Linked DNA regions of Homo sapiens: all the other regions are linked to region 2. Evidence: read pairs that join two places in POLR2A ChIA-PET (ENCODE). Cell type or tissue: PC-9. All regions are shown on one strand. Region 1 overlaps LOC124903820 (a long non-coding RNA gene). Region 2 holds the start of UBE2J2 (ubiquitin conjugating enzyme E2 J2). Region 3 holds the start of MIR200BHG (MIR200B, MIR200A and MIR429 host gene).

What was found. ChIA-PET counts read pairs that join two places held together with the same protein. Peaks named below come from ENCODE experiments on the same cell type or tissue, not always from the same donor. Only the 100,000 strongest peaks of a DNase experiment are listed, where the experiment ranks them.
Region 1: POLR2A ChIA-PET joins it to region 2 with 19 read pairs; 4 of 35 experiments call an interaction of 5 or more read pairs at or near these places.
Region 3: POLR2A ChIA-PET joins it to region 2 with 14 read pairs; 4 of 35 experiments call an interaction of 5 or more read pairs at or near these places.

Annotation. Positions count from the first base shown.
Region 1 is chr1:1,153,112-1,158,111 of GRCh38, forward strand. The region is part of intron 1 of LOC124903820 (a long non-coding RNA gene); the gene reads left to right. Among named protein-coding and RNA genes, the nearest start is that of MIR200BHG, 7.3 kb to the right of the region's middle. RefSeq lists a silencer at 4,722-4,961. In PC-9, no CTCF peak of the experiment used is centred here; a DNase peak (open chromatin) is centred at 4,470; H3K4me3 peaks cover 558 bases; H3K27ac peaks cover 588 bases.
Region 2 is chr1:1,269,849-1,274,848 of GRCh38, forward strand. UBE2J2 (ubiquitin conjugating enzyme E2 J2) reads right to left here and starts at 4,006. Exons shown (of 7, transcript NM_058167.3): 1 at 3,818-4,006. LINC01786 (long intergenic non-protein coding RNA 1786) reads left to right here and starts at 4,154. Exons shown (of 3, transcript NR_185846.1): 1 at 4,154-4,633; 2 at 4,955-5,000. RefSeq lists enhancers at 2,138-2,646, 2,647-3,153, 3,154-3,661, 4,852-5,000 and silencers at 3,851-4,430, 4,591-4,640. In PC-9, no CTCF peak of the experiment used is centred here; DNase peaks (open chromatin) are centred at 2,833 and 4,063; H3K4me3 peaks cover 2,734 bases; H3K27ac peaks cover 1,369 bases.
Region 3 is chr1:1,161,950-1,166,949 of GRCh38, forward strand. MIR200BHG (MIR200B, MIR200A and MIR429 host gene) reads left to right here and starts at 928. Exons shown (of 2, transcript XR_007065348.1): 1 at 928-1,309; 2 at 1,686-5,000. In PC-9, no CTCF peak of the experiment used is centred here; DNase peaks (open chromatin) are centred at 922 and 2,912; H3K4me3 peaks cover 4,319 bases; H3K27ac peaks cover 4,193 bases.

The DNA of each region.
Region 1 (5,000 bases), 120 kb before region 2:
TATCCTCTCAGGGACCCAGGCTCTCCACACGACCCAGTTCTATCATCCCATCAGGGATCCACGCTCTCCACACGACCCAGCTCTATCATCCTCTCAGGGACCCAGGCTCTCCACACGACCCAGCTCTATCATCCCATCGGGGATCCAGGCTCTCCACACGACCCAGCTCTATCATCCCACCGGGGACCCAGGCTCTCCATACGACCCAGTTCTATCATCCCGTCAGGGATCCAGGCTCTCCACACGACCCAGCTCTATCATCCCATCGGGGACCCAGGCTCTCCATATGACCCAGCTCTATCATCCCATCAGGGTTCCGCGTTCTCCACACGACCCAGCTCTATCATCCCATTGGGGATCCAGGCTCTCCACATGACCCAGCTCTATCATCCCATCAGGGATCCACGCTCTCCACATGACCCGGCTCTATCATCCTCTCAGGGACCCAGGCTCTCCACACGACCCAGCTCTGTCAACACTCCCCTCCATCACCCAGCTGAGGCTGTGCCCATCAGGTTTCTCCACTAGTGGGACTGTAAACAATTGCATTTTATTTTTTTATTTTTGAGACAGGGTCTCACTCTGTCACCCTCCTGGGCTCAGGGGATCCTCCCGCCTCATCCTCCCAAGTGCTGGGACTCCATTGCGCACTCCCATGCCCAGCTAATTTTTTGTATTTTTTGTAGACACAGGGTTTCACCATGTTGCCCAGGCAGGTTTCCAACTCATCCCCCAGTCTTGGCCTCCCAGTGCTGGGGTTACAGATGTGAACCATGGCACCCAGCAAACAATTGCATTTTAATTCCAGATATTGAAAAATGCCGCAATTCATTGTTAGTATTATTGCTGTGCAAAGCCAAAATCAACTGGGATTTCATCACTTTTCACACAGCAGACCTTCTGCCTGGAACCGTCCCGTGGCTGTGTGTGCTTTGCACATTCTCTTAGCAAACGTTTACTGGTGGCAAATGTTCTCAGCTCTCTTCTGGTTGTTGTTTGTTTTGCTTTCTGGCCAGTGCATATTGTAAAGCAGCTGTTCCACTGTCTTCTGTCTCCATCATGCTGTGGGCATGTCTGCCACCAGTCCCACCACTGGTCTTTGGAAGTGAACCTGTCTCACTCTTCCCTGGCTGTTTTCAACTCTTCATTGTTGGCTTTCAGGATGGCTCACGTGGGCGGCAAGCTGGGGATTTCTGTGTATTTATCCGGCTTAAGATTCATGGGGCTTCTTGAATCTGTGTTTGGATGTCTTTTAACAGTTCTGGAAAATTCTCAGATAGTATCTCTTCAAATATTAATTTCTCCCATTCTCTCTTCTTCCAAGTCTCTATATTTTATATATGTATTTCACCCTCCCACCCTTATCCATATTGTCTTTTAAAAATATCTCTAGCCAGCCAGGCATGGTGGCTCAGGCCTATAATCCCAGCACTTTGGGAGCATGAGGTGCATGGATCACCTGAGGTTGGGAGTTTGAGACCAGCCTGATCAACATGGAGGAACCCCGTCTCTACTAAACATACAAAATTAGCCAGGCGTGGTGGCGCATGCCTGTAATCCCAGCTACTTGGGAGGCTGAGGCAGGAGAATTGCTTGAACCCCGGAGGCAGAGGTTGCAGTGAGCCAAGATTGTGCCATTGCACTCCAGCCTGGGCAACAAGAGTGAAACTCCATCTCGAAAAAAAAAAAAAAATCTCTAGCCTTCATTCTGGATAATTTACACTTACCTGTCTTCCAGTTCCCCAATTTTCTTTTGCTTCCTTCCTACCTTCTTTTTCTTTTTTTTTGACAGAGTCTGGCTCTGTCACCCAGGTTGGAGTGCAGCGGTGCAATCTCGGCTCACTGCAACCTCCGCCTCCTGGGTCCAAGTGATTCTTCTGCCTCAGCCTCCTGAGAAGCTGGGATTACAGGTGCCTGCCACCACACCTGGCTAATTTTTGCATTTTTAGTAGAGACAAGGTTTCACCATGTTGGCCAGGATGGTCTCAAACTCCTGACCTCAGGTGATTCTCCCGCCTCGGCCTCCCAAAGTGCTGGGATTACAGGCATGAGCCAACGCGTCCAGACCCCAGTTTTCTTTTCAGCAATTTTAAATCTTCTGTTAAGCCTATCCATTGAGTTTTAAATTGTGGTTATATTTTCATTTCTAAAAGCTCATTGTCTTTTTAAATCTACTACATAATTTTTATAAGCTAAAGTTCTCTGCAAATATAAAACGTCTTTTTTTGTTTTCAACACACTGATTTTAGTGTTTTTTGGTCTGTGTCTGATAATCCAATATCTCAGGCCCCTGTGGGGCTTGCTGGTGTCTGATTCCATCCGTTCTTGCTTATATCATATCTTTGCGAGACTGGTTATCTTCGACGGCGTGCTGGTCATTGTACTTGAACAAGTATCTGTAGGACGATTTGATGCCTCGAGCAAAGGCACTGCCCCATTCGGCTTTCCTCTGCCAGACACCTGGGACAATACTGCCTGGGCCTGAGTGGCCTTTGGAAGACCACTGTGGAAGTGACTTGAACTGGGGCTGCGAGGATGGAGTCACTTCACTTCGTCCTCACTTTGGGAGTGGAGCCCTTTGGGACTCCCAGGTTTTGTGGGGAGGGTCTCCTGGTGGATGATTTCCACATTGGAACAAAAGTTCACATCTGCTGACCCCCGAGGAACGTGGCAGAGTGCTCTAGGCAATATTTTATCCATGGCTTTGGCTTAGTGAGTTCTTACCAGCTCCTTGGCTCTTCGAAGCTTTAATCGGATGGTTGAACATTTCAGTACTTTTCAGCCAGCAGGTGGATCTGAGAACCTCCGCCAGCACGCCTGCAAACAGGCCACCCCTGTGGGCACTGGCCATGTCTCCTGCCTGGGGCACTCTCTCCCTTTGGCCTTCAGGACCCCACACTCTTCCCATCCAGGAGTCCTGGGATTCCTCAGGGCACCGCCAACCTGACCACAGCCTCCGTTCCCTCGTCATCAGGCGAAGCCAGTGCACTTCCACCCAGGCTCTGCCGGGCGCCGTAACCAGCATGGAGTCCCCACTCGGGAAACTCCCACTCAAACTACACCTGCTCAGCTGGAATCTGCAGGAAATCTGTGCCGACGACACCAGGGAAGAGTGTGCACATTCTTCCCAGCCTCCAGACGCCTTGTCCCCATCTCCATCCACCCCCTCCATTTCCCCGGCACCAGCACCCCAGCCCGCTGGTTCCCAGGAATGCCTGTGCTCCGGTGGCTGAGTGGGCTGAGCCTCAGAGGCACGTGGTGACCGGCTGCCCACAGGCTGGGCTGGGAGGCCATAGGGTCACCTCTGGATTTGAGCCTCAGAGGCACGTGGTGACCGGCTGCCCACAGGCTGGGCTGGGAGGCCGTAGGGTCACCCCTGGATTTGGCGCCCTAGAGGCCTCTGGGGACGAGGGTGGCTGTGGAGGACTGGGGCAGATCTCAATGAATAACTGAGAAGAAAACAAAGGGACAGGCTGCAGATCAGGCTCCCGGGAGAGGGCTGTGTCTCAGACCACGGGCAAAGCTTCCAGACTTTTGGTTAACGCCTTTCTGAGAATTCAGTAGAGGCCGTGGCTAAGCCTCACAGCTATCAGGGATACAGCCCTGGGGGAGGACATGGGAGCTTCAGGGCCTCAGGTGGAGGTGGGTCCGGTCAGGGTGAGCCAGGCTGAGGAGGCTGTGCTGACCCACAGGCCCCAGCTGGACACGGGCAGGTCCCAGAGCTTGGTTCAGGGCAAGAAGGTGGGGGGAAGGTGGGCCAGCACTTGCTTAGGGGGGCGGGGGGAGGTCCCGGGCACTGGGCTGGTCCGCCCTGTGGCAACCCTCTGTGGGCAGACCCAAGGTCGCACAGCAGGACCAGGACCCAGGACCTCGGGCTGGGGACAGAGTGACCTTCTGGCTTGAACCGTGGTGCCCTGAGCTTGCAGTGGCCAACAGGTGCCTGGGGTCTTGGGTCAGGTGGGAGGAGCCGGGACAAAGTGGGAGAAAAGGTAGCTAGCTGGAAGAGGGTGCAGGAGGCCCCCCGCTCTGTGCAGCATTAAATCATGGTGGGGTCACCTGCCTTGTCTGGCAGCATGGTAGAAGGGCATGGCCTGGGCGGGGAGCACTGGGCCCTGGAATCAAGGTCCAGAGGCAAAGGCAGCAGGTGGATCCAGCGAGCCCTAGGGACTGCAGCCCCGCCCCCAGCCCACCCATCCCGCCCCCAGCCCACCCATCCCATCCCCGCCCACCCATCCCATCCCCGCCATCCCCGCCATCCCCGCCATCCCCGCCATCCCCGCCATCCCCGCCATCCCCGCCATCCCCGCCATCCCCGCCCCCAGCTCCGCCCCAGCCCAGCCCCTCCATCCCCGCCCCGCCCGCAGCCCCGCCCCAGCCCTGCCTCCCATCGGCCTGGAGGCTCCCTGGCCTTCCTGCCGGGGTGGAAACGGGTGTCTGCTACCGGGGTTCGTGTGGAGCAGGAAGGGGGAAGGCGACGAGGTGGAAAAGACCGCTGGGCGCCCCGAGGAGGCGGAGCTGCTGGGAGGGGCCTCCCTCCGCCCGATCCTGTTTAATCTCAAACTCTAGGCCCTGGGGACGCGCCACCCTTCCCGCCGAGGAGACTGGGTTTTCCTCCCAGGGTTCTCCAAGCAAAGCCTGTCTGTGTTCCAGGCTGGTGCTGACTAGAGGAGGCAAAGCCAAAATTAGCCCCAGGCCCTCCCTCAAGTAGTGAAGGGGCCACCGGGCCTCCCCTCAACCCGTAGGGGGTCACGGGCCCCGCCCCGCTCCCGGTCAAGACCCTGACATTGCGGAGGGTCAGGAGGGGGGAGCGAGGATCCGGGGCCTGGCACCCTGGGTGGGGCACCGTCCCCAGGGAGGGTTGGGCAGGCGCCCCCAGCCTCCAGCCATCCCGCCCGCTGTGGGCGCCCCGGTGGCCGAGGAGCCAGGAGCGGCTCCCGGGGCTGTGCGCGGAGAACCCGGAAGAAGCGGAGGAGCCCCGGGCGGCGCTGAGCTGTGTCCCT
Region 2 (5,000 bases):
GTTCCCACAAACCGGAAGTCTACTCTACCCAGTTTCCTTGCTGATATGCTTTGGCTATGTCCCCACCCAAATCTTATATTGACTTGTAATCCCCATAATCCCCCATGTTGAGGGAGGGACCTTGTGGGAGGTGACTGGATCATGGGAGCAGTTTCCCCAAGCCGTTCCAGTGAAAGCGAGTTCTCAGGAGATCTGATGGTTTATAAGGCAGTGTTCCCTGCTCTTGCCCGCTCTCTCTAGCCTGCTGCCATGTGAGACATGCCTCTTCCCCTTCCGCCATGATTGTAAGTTTCCTGAGGCCTCCCTGGCCACACGGAACTGTGAGTCCATTAAACCCCTTTTCTTTATAAATTACTGAGTCTCGGGTACATCTTTATAGCAGCATGAGAACCAACTCATACACCTGTAGACAGCCACACATTCCACCTCCTTTCAGTCTCCACCTGCAAGAGATCTACAGACTTGGCCTCTCTAACCGGTTTATTCCTCCTCAGAGAACCACCACCAGCAGCCTGTTTAGTGTCTGCTCCCAACCTGAGGATGTCAATGGCCAGGGCTTGGCTGCTCACCCCACACACCCAGGGCCTGGAGTGCAGAGCTCAGCCAGGGCACCCAACGCGTGCTCCCAAATGTGTGGCCTCAGCACCACCCCCAACCCTGCTTCTTGTTCTGGGGTCCCTGACTCTTGCAATCCTTGTTCACCACAGCCTTCCCACTCTCATTATCTTCTCTAACGCAAAATGTCATCACTTCTCCCATCAACACCACAGGAGCCTCCCAACTCCCCCCGTGGGTCCAGAAGGTCTGAGCTTCTAGTCTCTTCCCATTTCAAGGCCCTCCTGTACCCATAAGTCAACATACTGTTCCGATCACCCACTCCCCCATCCACCCTTCAGGATACTCCACAGCCAAGCAAATAAACATCAACACGTCCTCTTGCCTGCCAGCCCCTTGACAGAGGCAGCCCCAGCCAGCCCTCCTCATTCCCAGCTCCCAAGACAGAGCAGCCCCAGCCAGCCCTCCTCGTTCCCAACTCCCAAGACCCAGCACGGCCCAGGTCCCACTCCAAAGTCCTGACCGACACACTCCTTCTCACAGCTGCTTCCCAGCCTAGCCTGTACTGGAAACTCCCCAGGCCCTTCCCGGCATAGCCAGAGCCACCGCCTTCAGAGGCCTCCCTGATTTCCCTGCCAAATGCCTCCCACTCTGTCACACATCACTGGCCTCCATGTGACCCCACACACAACGCAGGGCCCTTCTGGGCCCCAGCGGGTTCCTCTGCCTAAGGAGTGCCTCCCCAGGAGGGCCCCCACCAGGGATGGGGTTACAGTCCTGCCTGGGAAGGAAGTGCTTCCACACAGTGGCATCCCCAGCTCCTGGCTAAAGAAGCCAATGGGCCAGGGATCTCCCCTCAGGCCAACACCTGGTGATGGCCACAGTGATGACCCCAAGCAGCACCGCCACACAGGCTGTCCTTTCGACACTCACCCTGAAGCTAACACTCTGCCATATACAAAATAATTCACTGGACAATTCAAGTGCAGGTGGGTCTGGGCTTAGCTAAGTGGCCAGGCCGCAGGTTTAACGAAAGTTCATGGACAGCCGCGCAAAAATAAAATAGATTCCATCCAATGAGTCACAAACAAGCTTCTCTCCCATACCTGCTTGGAGAGGCTTTTAAAATCATGTTCACGATTCAACTGCTGTTTCCCCAGCCACTCTTCCTGAGCTTCACACAGAACAGCATTCTCACGTCCCCCAGGAGGCCAGGGGGCTATTTCCCCCAATTCTTCTCATCCCAATATGACAGCAGGAAGGACAAGGAAAACAAAAATTCACAAAGGGGCTGGGCGTGGTGGCTCACACCTGTAATCCCAACACTTTGGGAGGCCCAGGCAGGCAGATTACCTGAGATCGGGGGTTCGAGACCAGCCTGACCAACATGGTAAAACCCCGTCTCTACTAAAAATACAAAATTAATCAGGCATGGTGGCATGTGCCTGTAATCCCAGCTACTCGGGTGACTGAGGCAGGAGAATCACTTGAATCCAGGAGGTGGAGGCTGTGGTGGGCCAAGATCAAGCCATTGCACTCCAGCCTGGGCAACAAGAGCGAAACTCCGTCTCAAAAAAAAAAAAAAAAAAAAAAAAAAAAAATTAGCCGGGTGTGGTGGTGGGCACCTGCAATCCCAGCTACTCTGGAGGCTGAGGTGGGAGAATTACTTGAACTCGGGAGCCGGAGGCTGTAGTGAACTGAGATCATGTCACTGCACTCTAGCTGGGCCAACAGAGACCCTGTATCAAAAAAAAAAAATTCCACAAAGGAAGCAAACTGTGAGAACAGAGTTTGAAGCATATGTGCCTCGGGTTCCCTTCAAACATCCCCACAGACAAAGGACACCAAGCATATCATCCTGCTGAGAGAAAGAGTTGGCGATTTTAAAACAAAAAGGCACAGGAAAAAAAAATGTTCACACACAGAAACTGCATTAAAGCAGCGTGAATCACCGAGGGCAGCTGTGCCCAGGTGCTGAGGCAGTGGCTGCCCAGCGTCCCTCACCCGTCCCTCTTTGTCTGGACAGCTCTTTCCTGCTTAGGGGATGTGGCAGGAAACCTTGGCCTGACCCATCGGCCAGGCGCATGGCACACCCAGGTCCAGGACTGCCAGGGAAGTCTCTGCCTTCTCCACCAGACTGCTCCGGAGGCTGGACGGAAGCCCGGGCCGATGGAAATGGGACACTCACCTGCGACTCACACATGCACCTGCCTGGGTCACCTGCCTGTCACTCATCCACGCACCTACCTGCCTGGCTCACCTGCCTGTCACTCAAGCACTCACCTACCTGCCTGGCTCACCTGCCTGTCACTCACGCACATCCCTGCCGAGAGTGGAACTGCTAAGGAGGTCAGCGGTGCCAGGCCGTGCAGATGACGGACTGCAAGTTCCGGGCACCCAGACCCAACCACGCCCTAGGCTCAGGTGCTAGACTAAGCGAGATACTCACGATCCTTTCTTCGGAAGCCAGATTACACAGTCTGGTTCCCCTGGAGCAGGGCGCGGGGCCACCGACCTGCCCCAGCCAAGCCCGCTGTACACTCTTCGCTGCCCACCTCCCACCGGGCTGAGGCCCGACCTTTCAGCCGCTTCCTATCTGGGTCTGGCAAGAGGATGGCAACCGGACTAGAGTTAAATACACACGCACTAAGTGGCAGGCACTGAAAAGGACGCCAGGAGGTGACACCTGGCCAGGGGCTGAAAGGATGCAGGGAACTGGCAGGTGTGGATGGCGAGGCCCGGCGCCGCTTAGAGACTTGTTCCGGGCTCGTGTCTCACTCGCCGGCCGGCGGTGGTCTCCCACTGTCACCGCCCGGGTTTCCCAGAAACGCTGGCCCTAAGCACAGTCCCGGGCACGCTCGTTTCTCTCGGGGTTTACGGGGCAGTCTGGAGTCTAACAGTTCAGGGGCGAGGCGACGGCGGGCTCGACGGCAGCCCTCCCCCGACACAGACTCCCGTGATCCACTGACGAACCAGGATCGAGGCTGCCCGTCCTGGGGCAGCTGCAAGTGTCCCAGCTGACGGGAAACCCGGCCGAGTGGTCAAGTCCCCGACATGACCCTGACCCGGAGCTCCGGGAGCCCGCCGTAACCGACCTCGGGTTCCGCGCAGGCAGGCTCGGGCCGGGGCCCCGCGGGCGGCGGGCGCGAACGGAGAAGCGTCGCGCAGGGTCCCCAGCAGCCCCGGGCCGCCGCTGTGGCCGGCTCCGGCAGGGGGGACGAGCGGGCCCGAGGACCCGGCGCAGGCCTGCGAGCGCGCTCACCTCTCCCTGTCGCTGCGCGTGGGCCGCCGCCGCGCTCAGGCTCGCCGTAGTCGAGGCCGGAGCAGGGTGCGGAAAAGCGGGGCCCGCGCCCGAAACAGCCGCACCGCCCCGGGATTGGGCCCACCGAACCCGCCGCAGCGCCGCCGCCGCCGCCTCAGCCTCCAAGATGGCCGCTCGCGGGGCGGAACCAGCCTAGCTTCTGCTTCCGGTGCGCGGTCCGGGGCGGTGAGGAGGGAGGGGGAGGGCTGGCCGCTCTAGGCAGACTGGCGGACCGCGCCCACGACTCTCTGTCGCCGTCGACCCCGGGGTGGGGGATGGGGCGGGGGGCGGGGCGGCGCTTGCGCACTGGCGGGCGGCTCCGGGCACCGTTAGTGGGCGCGAGAGCCCCAGACCCCGAAGCCGCGCGCTTCCCTCCCCATGTGCCACGGCCCAGGGCGGCAGGCCCGGCTGAGGGCGACCCCGGTGGAGAAAGAACCCCGACCCTCCCGCCTCCCGGCTCCCGCCTTGTCCTCCGCTCCCACGCCCCACCCGGCCCTTAGGGGAGGCGCGGCGCGGCCCGGGCATGGAGCGTCCCGGGCCCCTGGAGGCTCAGTGGAGGGTTGGGCTCCAGGGAGCTCAGAGCTCTCTCGTTCAGGGACCCGAGAGTGACACGCGTGGCATCTCTTTGCAACCCACGTCCGCGCCGCAGCACCCTCCCCTGCAGGTGCCTGCCCAGCCCCGGGATGCCCCTGACCTCCCCTTGGACAGACTGCAGAAAGCGCGGGGCGCTGCGTCCTCTCCACCTCTCTCTGACCCCAGACACATTGGGAGAGAGCGGTAGGTGGCGGGGCGCTGGGGTGGGACGCTGGGGGCAGGCGCGCAGCCCACCGCCTCCCTGAGAGGCCGCTGAGGACAGCGGGGAGCTGAGGGTGGTCCCCTGGTGGGGGATCAGGAGGTGGACCTCGCCACCTGGCTGCCTGTGGCCCTCTCCTTTGCCCCAACCCTGACTGCCTCTCAGGAACAACCACAGGTCAGCAAGGTGGCTGAATATTGAGGGTCAGTCCCGCTGTGGCTACGGGCAGAGGGCAGGCTGTGTCCATGCTCAGCCCTGACTCTGGCCCTCTGGGACACCTTGGTGGGTCTGAGACGTTGCTGCAGGCCGTGGGGCAGAAGCCAGGAGGAGTGTCCACGCAGCCTCAGCCCG
Region 3 (5,000 bases), 110 kb before region 2:
CTTCCTCTGGGAGATGCGAGAAGCAAACACTTTGCCATGGGAGGGGCGCTTCCCGGACCGGGCGGGGGCCCTGCCCTCCCCACCCCCAGACCCCTGGTCCCCCAGGCCTTCCAAGCTCCCAAAGAAAACTTGAACCCCCACTCCAGGGGCTCCAAAGTAACCTCCAGAGCCCAGATGGGGATGTTCCGGGAGCTGCTGGGGCCTCTCAGCTGTCCCTGCCTCGCAGGGAGGCTCAGGAAGGCACCCACACCCCTCCCTCATTCCCCCAGCTGTGGGTCTGTGGGGTCTCGGAGCCTCTTGCCCATTGGGGTGGGACTGGGGGCACGTAGCTCCTCCGAGCCCCTGGCGAGGAGACCGATCCTGAGACCCACCTGGGCCTACGGGGGGTCCCTTCATTGCTCCAAAATTAAGGGCTGCGGGCCTGGAGCAAAGACAGGCAGGTATGGCCCCTGCCCTCTGTCCATGAGAGGCCTCAGCCCCATGGGACAGGGCACCACCGCTGCAGGGAGGCGGCGGGCAGGTTGTGACCCCTCACCCTGGGGCCACCCTACCCGCTTCTAAGGCAGCCTGGGAAGGAGCCCTGCGGAGCTGGGGGGTGGGGAGGCAGAGGTGGAGAGGCGAGAGTTGCCCGCGGCTGCCCCTACCCCTGCCCATGTCGCCCACACTCCACACGGGCCCCACAGAAGCCTTCCCATCCTGGCTTTTGTTCAACCTCGGTGGGCGGCAAGGTGGGGGCGGGACGGAGTCTGCGGGGCCTGCGGGGCCCGGGCCTGCGTCACCGTCACTGGCCCGCCTCCCGCCCGGCCTATGGGAGCCCAGGGGACACACCTGTCGGGGGCCAGGAGCGGAGATTGGCCAGCGGGAGCTCGCACCTGTGTGGGGCGGGGAGCACTGCTCCTTGTAAGGCGAGCCCCCGCCGAGCCGGCTCTTCCCTCCCGAGGCCCCCACCTCGCCACCGCCTCCCATTGTCCCGTCGCCCTCGAAACTCTCCCAGAGACGGGCGAGTTGTCCACCTGTGCAGGTCTGAACTGACTTCCTGTGCCAGGGCCTCGCCTGAGCGGGGGCAGGAAGCTCACCCTTGCAGGTCTCCCCGCGCCAACGGACGCCCTGAGGCCTGACCCTGGCTGAGGCAGAGCACCCAGCTCCGTGGACCGGGACGGACGGGCTCAGGTGCCCCCCATTCCTTCCGAAGCCGGTTCACACCCACCCGGGCCTGGCACAGGGGAGGCGCTGGCTGCAGGGTCGGGGCGGGAGCAGCCTCAACCCGGCTCCTGGGCCGCGGCCGCAGCAGTGGAACCTGTCGGGGCAGGTAAGGGCGGGCAGCGGGGAGGCTGAGGCGCAGGGGGAGGCGGCTCCCTGCAGGGGGGCCCTCGCCAGCCCCCGCCGTGGCCGACGTGGGGCAGGGGCGCAGGTGACAGATGGGCTGTCGCCAGCCTGGCCAGCGTCCAGGGGAGCTCCGGTCACTGCAGACACAGGCTGGAGCGGGTCCTTCCCCCCCCCAGGGAAAGGTGGGCCCCTGCGCAGATGCGGCTGGGTTTCGGGTGTGGAGCCATCTTGGACCCACGGGCTGCGTCTTCCGGGCACGGGCACAGTGTGTGGGCTCCAGGCATGGGGTGCCCTCAGGGCAGGGCCTGGGCAGAGGGCAGGCTCCGAGAGGGGTCACGTTCTTGCCGCCTACCTGACAGCAGGCCTTCTAGAAAGTTCTCTCCAGAAGCAGCCACCGCCGTCCTGAGGCACTTTGTGCGGAGACGGGAAGCTGTCGCCTCAGAGGTGGGTGCGTAGAAGGGTTTGGCCGGGTGCGAGGATGACCGCGTCTCCCTTGGGCTCTGGAGTCTGCGGTGGGAAGGGCTTGGTTTCAGCACCCTCTGGTCAGAGGCCGGCCGAGCCCATGGGCGGTGAGGTTGGTGCCTGGGGTCGTGGCTGGTCTGGTACAGGTGGGGCTCAGCCCGGAGAAGCTGGAGCCGGTTCCCAGGCCCCGCGCTATGACTGGGGTGGGGGCAACGTCTCTCGTGAGGTTTTTTACTTAAATGTGAAACGGCTCAGTACGGTGGCCGCAGCCGGGAACAAGGTCCGACCCACCGAGGCCCAGCCTTGAACTTGCCGCGGGGGCACCTGAACACGGTTTTACAGCCCGGATCACTGGCTTTCTTGAAGTTTGGGAACTGATTGATCATGGTGGCGGGAGGTAAGGTTCATTGTTCTTGATGAACAAAATTCTTAGGGCGTGAAGAGCCGATGCTTTAATTAACCCCCCGGGAGCGTCTCAGGCCTCCCCCCGGGAGCGTCTCAGGCCCCGTTTACGCTGAGTGTCTGGGGAAAGACGTGGTTTGGTTTTGTTTTTCTAGTAACCCAGATGAAATGTTTAAAAGCATGGTTGGCAGCACATTGAATTTGGCAAAATTAAGGTTTGCATTTGTGAAAATGCGGATGCAGTTTGCGGTTCTTTTCAGACATTTTGGTAATTTGCAAATACTTATTTGCGAAACGAGTTTGTCAGAACATTTTTTAGTATCTAGAGGAAGATGAGATGGGCCGAGGAGGTCGCGCACCCCTGGATCCCTGGAGGAGCTGGTGTGTTCTCTGTGGGGCGGGTGGACGTGGCCCGGACACACGGGCCGTGCTCACAGCCGGCCTGCGAGGGCTGCAAATCCACGCCCGCCGTGTGGGTGAAATGGCGGCTTTGCCTCCCAGACGCGTAGCTCCGGCGACGCAGAGGGAAGAACCTGAGTGCCCGCCAGGCCGAGCTCCGCACCCCACCCCCCGGCAGCCTCTGACTCCCGGCTCGGCTCCCGCGGTCGGGGAGGGTTGGATTTCACACTTTGTTCTCGAGGCCGCACCATTGATTAAGCCCGTCGGGCAGGTTAACCAACAAGTTAGGTTTTCACGCCGGGATCACATTCCTCGCCGGGCGCTCCCACCCCACCCCAGCCTGTGCAGGTGGGACCCGGCCAGGCAGGCGGGCAGGGCGGCCAGGTGCGCCGAGGGGCGCCTCCACGGGGAGTGTGCTCCGCAGAGAACCCCTTGCTGGGGCGGCTCTGGGCCTCCTGACTCACTCCTGGATTTTCCCAAGCTGAGTCTGGCCCCGCGGTGATGATTAACCCAACACCTCAACCGGCACCGCCACGCTAGCTCCACTTCCCGGCGACGGTTGACAAGAAAGCGCCGCGTGGGGCTCTCGGAAAACAGGGAAGGTCCGTTTTCGCTTTTCATTTCTTGACCTGTGGCCACGGTAAGACTCGGCCGCCTGCCCACCCGACTCCTTGCCCCTCACCCCTGTGCCAGGCACAAGGCCCTGCGAAATCCTTGGTCCCCCAGCTGAGCCTGCCGGCCCAGGCCACCATCTCCCCACCCAGCCCTGGAGCCAGGGTCGGCCTCTCCTGCTAGCTGCTCGTTGGCTTTACAGCTTCTGCACTCAGGAGGCGCCTGGGAATCCTGCCCTGGAACTTAGGAAGGAGGCTTCTCCCACCTGCCTGCCACACGGGTCTGTCCCTGGGTCCCAGCCTCTGCCGTGTGCCCCTCAGCCTCCCGGGTGAGAACGCAATGACTGATGAGCCTGGGGTGGCCAGGCCAGCTCTGGCCCTGTGGGGTTCCTGAGAAGGCTGGCCCTGGGTGGCCAAGGGCCTGGGGACACTGGCCCCGGGCCCTGAACCTGGCAGTGGGAGGCCGGCCCGTCCGCCGGGTGGGCTGGGAACTGTGTTTGGCCCCAGCTGCAAGGGACGAGTGCCGGGCACCTGCTGCCCTCCCCACGTGACCTGGCAGCCAGGAATGGAGCTGAAATTCAACTCTGCTCTGAACGGGAAGTCTTAGTTTCCTTTAGCTCAGAAAACAGGTGAAATTGTGTTCCTGAAGCACTGATTTGATGGGATTTGATGGCATTGGTGGCGAAGGCCTGTGAGGTGATGGAAAGGGAAAGCCGGGTGCCCTGGAGCCTGACAGGCTGGGGCCAGGGCAGGGGACCTGGTGTGGGGTCTCCGGAGAGGGTCCAGGCGTGAGGGAAGCTGGGTCAGGACCTCGGAGACGTGGCCTTTGGAGGAGGAGACTGGAACCGGGTGGACCCGGCAGCAGGCGGGGGCGGGCGGACACGACCTTTGTTGTGGTCGGCGGGCAGACAGGGGAATCGGCACAGGGCCTGCGCCCCACCTACAGCCTCTGTGGGTGGAAGGTGCCAGAAAACTTGAAGAGTGGCTCTGGCCAGCTCTCTGGGCCCAGTTGGCACCAGGTGGTTGCAGAGAAAGGGTGGGAAGGAGGACAGGAAGGACGGCGTGTCCAGCGGGCGGGGAGCCTTGGTCTGGCCTGAGGGCTGAACCTCCCTCGGGTCCTGAGTGTGCCTGGAGTAGAAGCCTAGGGTCTCTGGGCTCCAGGCAGGGCCCTGAGCAAGGAGGGGCCACAGGGCTGCCCACTTCCTCCTGCCCCCCTGCAGAGGCGGCTCAGCCCTCGCGGCGTCTGAGGCTTGACTGCCTGTGTCTGTGTTTGTGGCCGGTCTGCCTCTGTGCCTGGGTCAGACCCCAGACCAGCAGACACACAAACCGCAGGGACGGCTGGGCAGGGTCAGGAGCCTGCCCCGCCCGCACCCCCACCCACACCCCCACCCCCACCCCCGCCTGCACCCCCTGCCCTCAGACGCTGTGCAGTGAGCGGGGCAGCATGGGAGAGGGGTCTCCAGGTGGCGGGGACCGTTCTGTCTCGAGAGCCTCGCAGACACCGGGCCTTTGAGAAGAGAAGGGGCTGGGCAGGGAAGCAGCTCCTGGAACACCATCCTGGAGACAGAGGCCCTTGTCCCCTGCCTCAGACAAGGCAGCACGTGGGGCCCGGGGGGCTGGGGCTGCTGTCCAGGCCTTCCTATGGGACCACCCAGAGGGAAGGTCCCCCGCAGAGGGGTGGGGGCAGAGGGCCGAGCGGGGCGGGCAGAGGGCCCGTGTCAGCCCCACTCCGACCTAGTCCTCGGCCGTCTGGCCAGGACACTTCGGCCCCCCAGGTGCCCACCCCAGGACCCAAAGCTG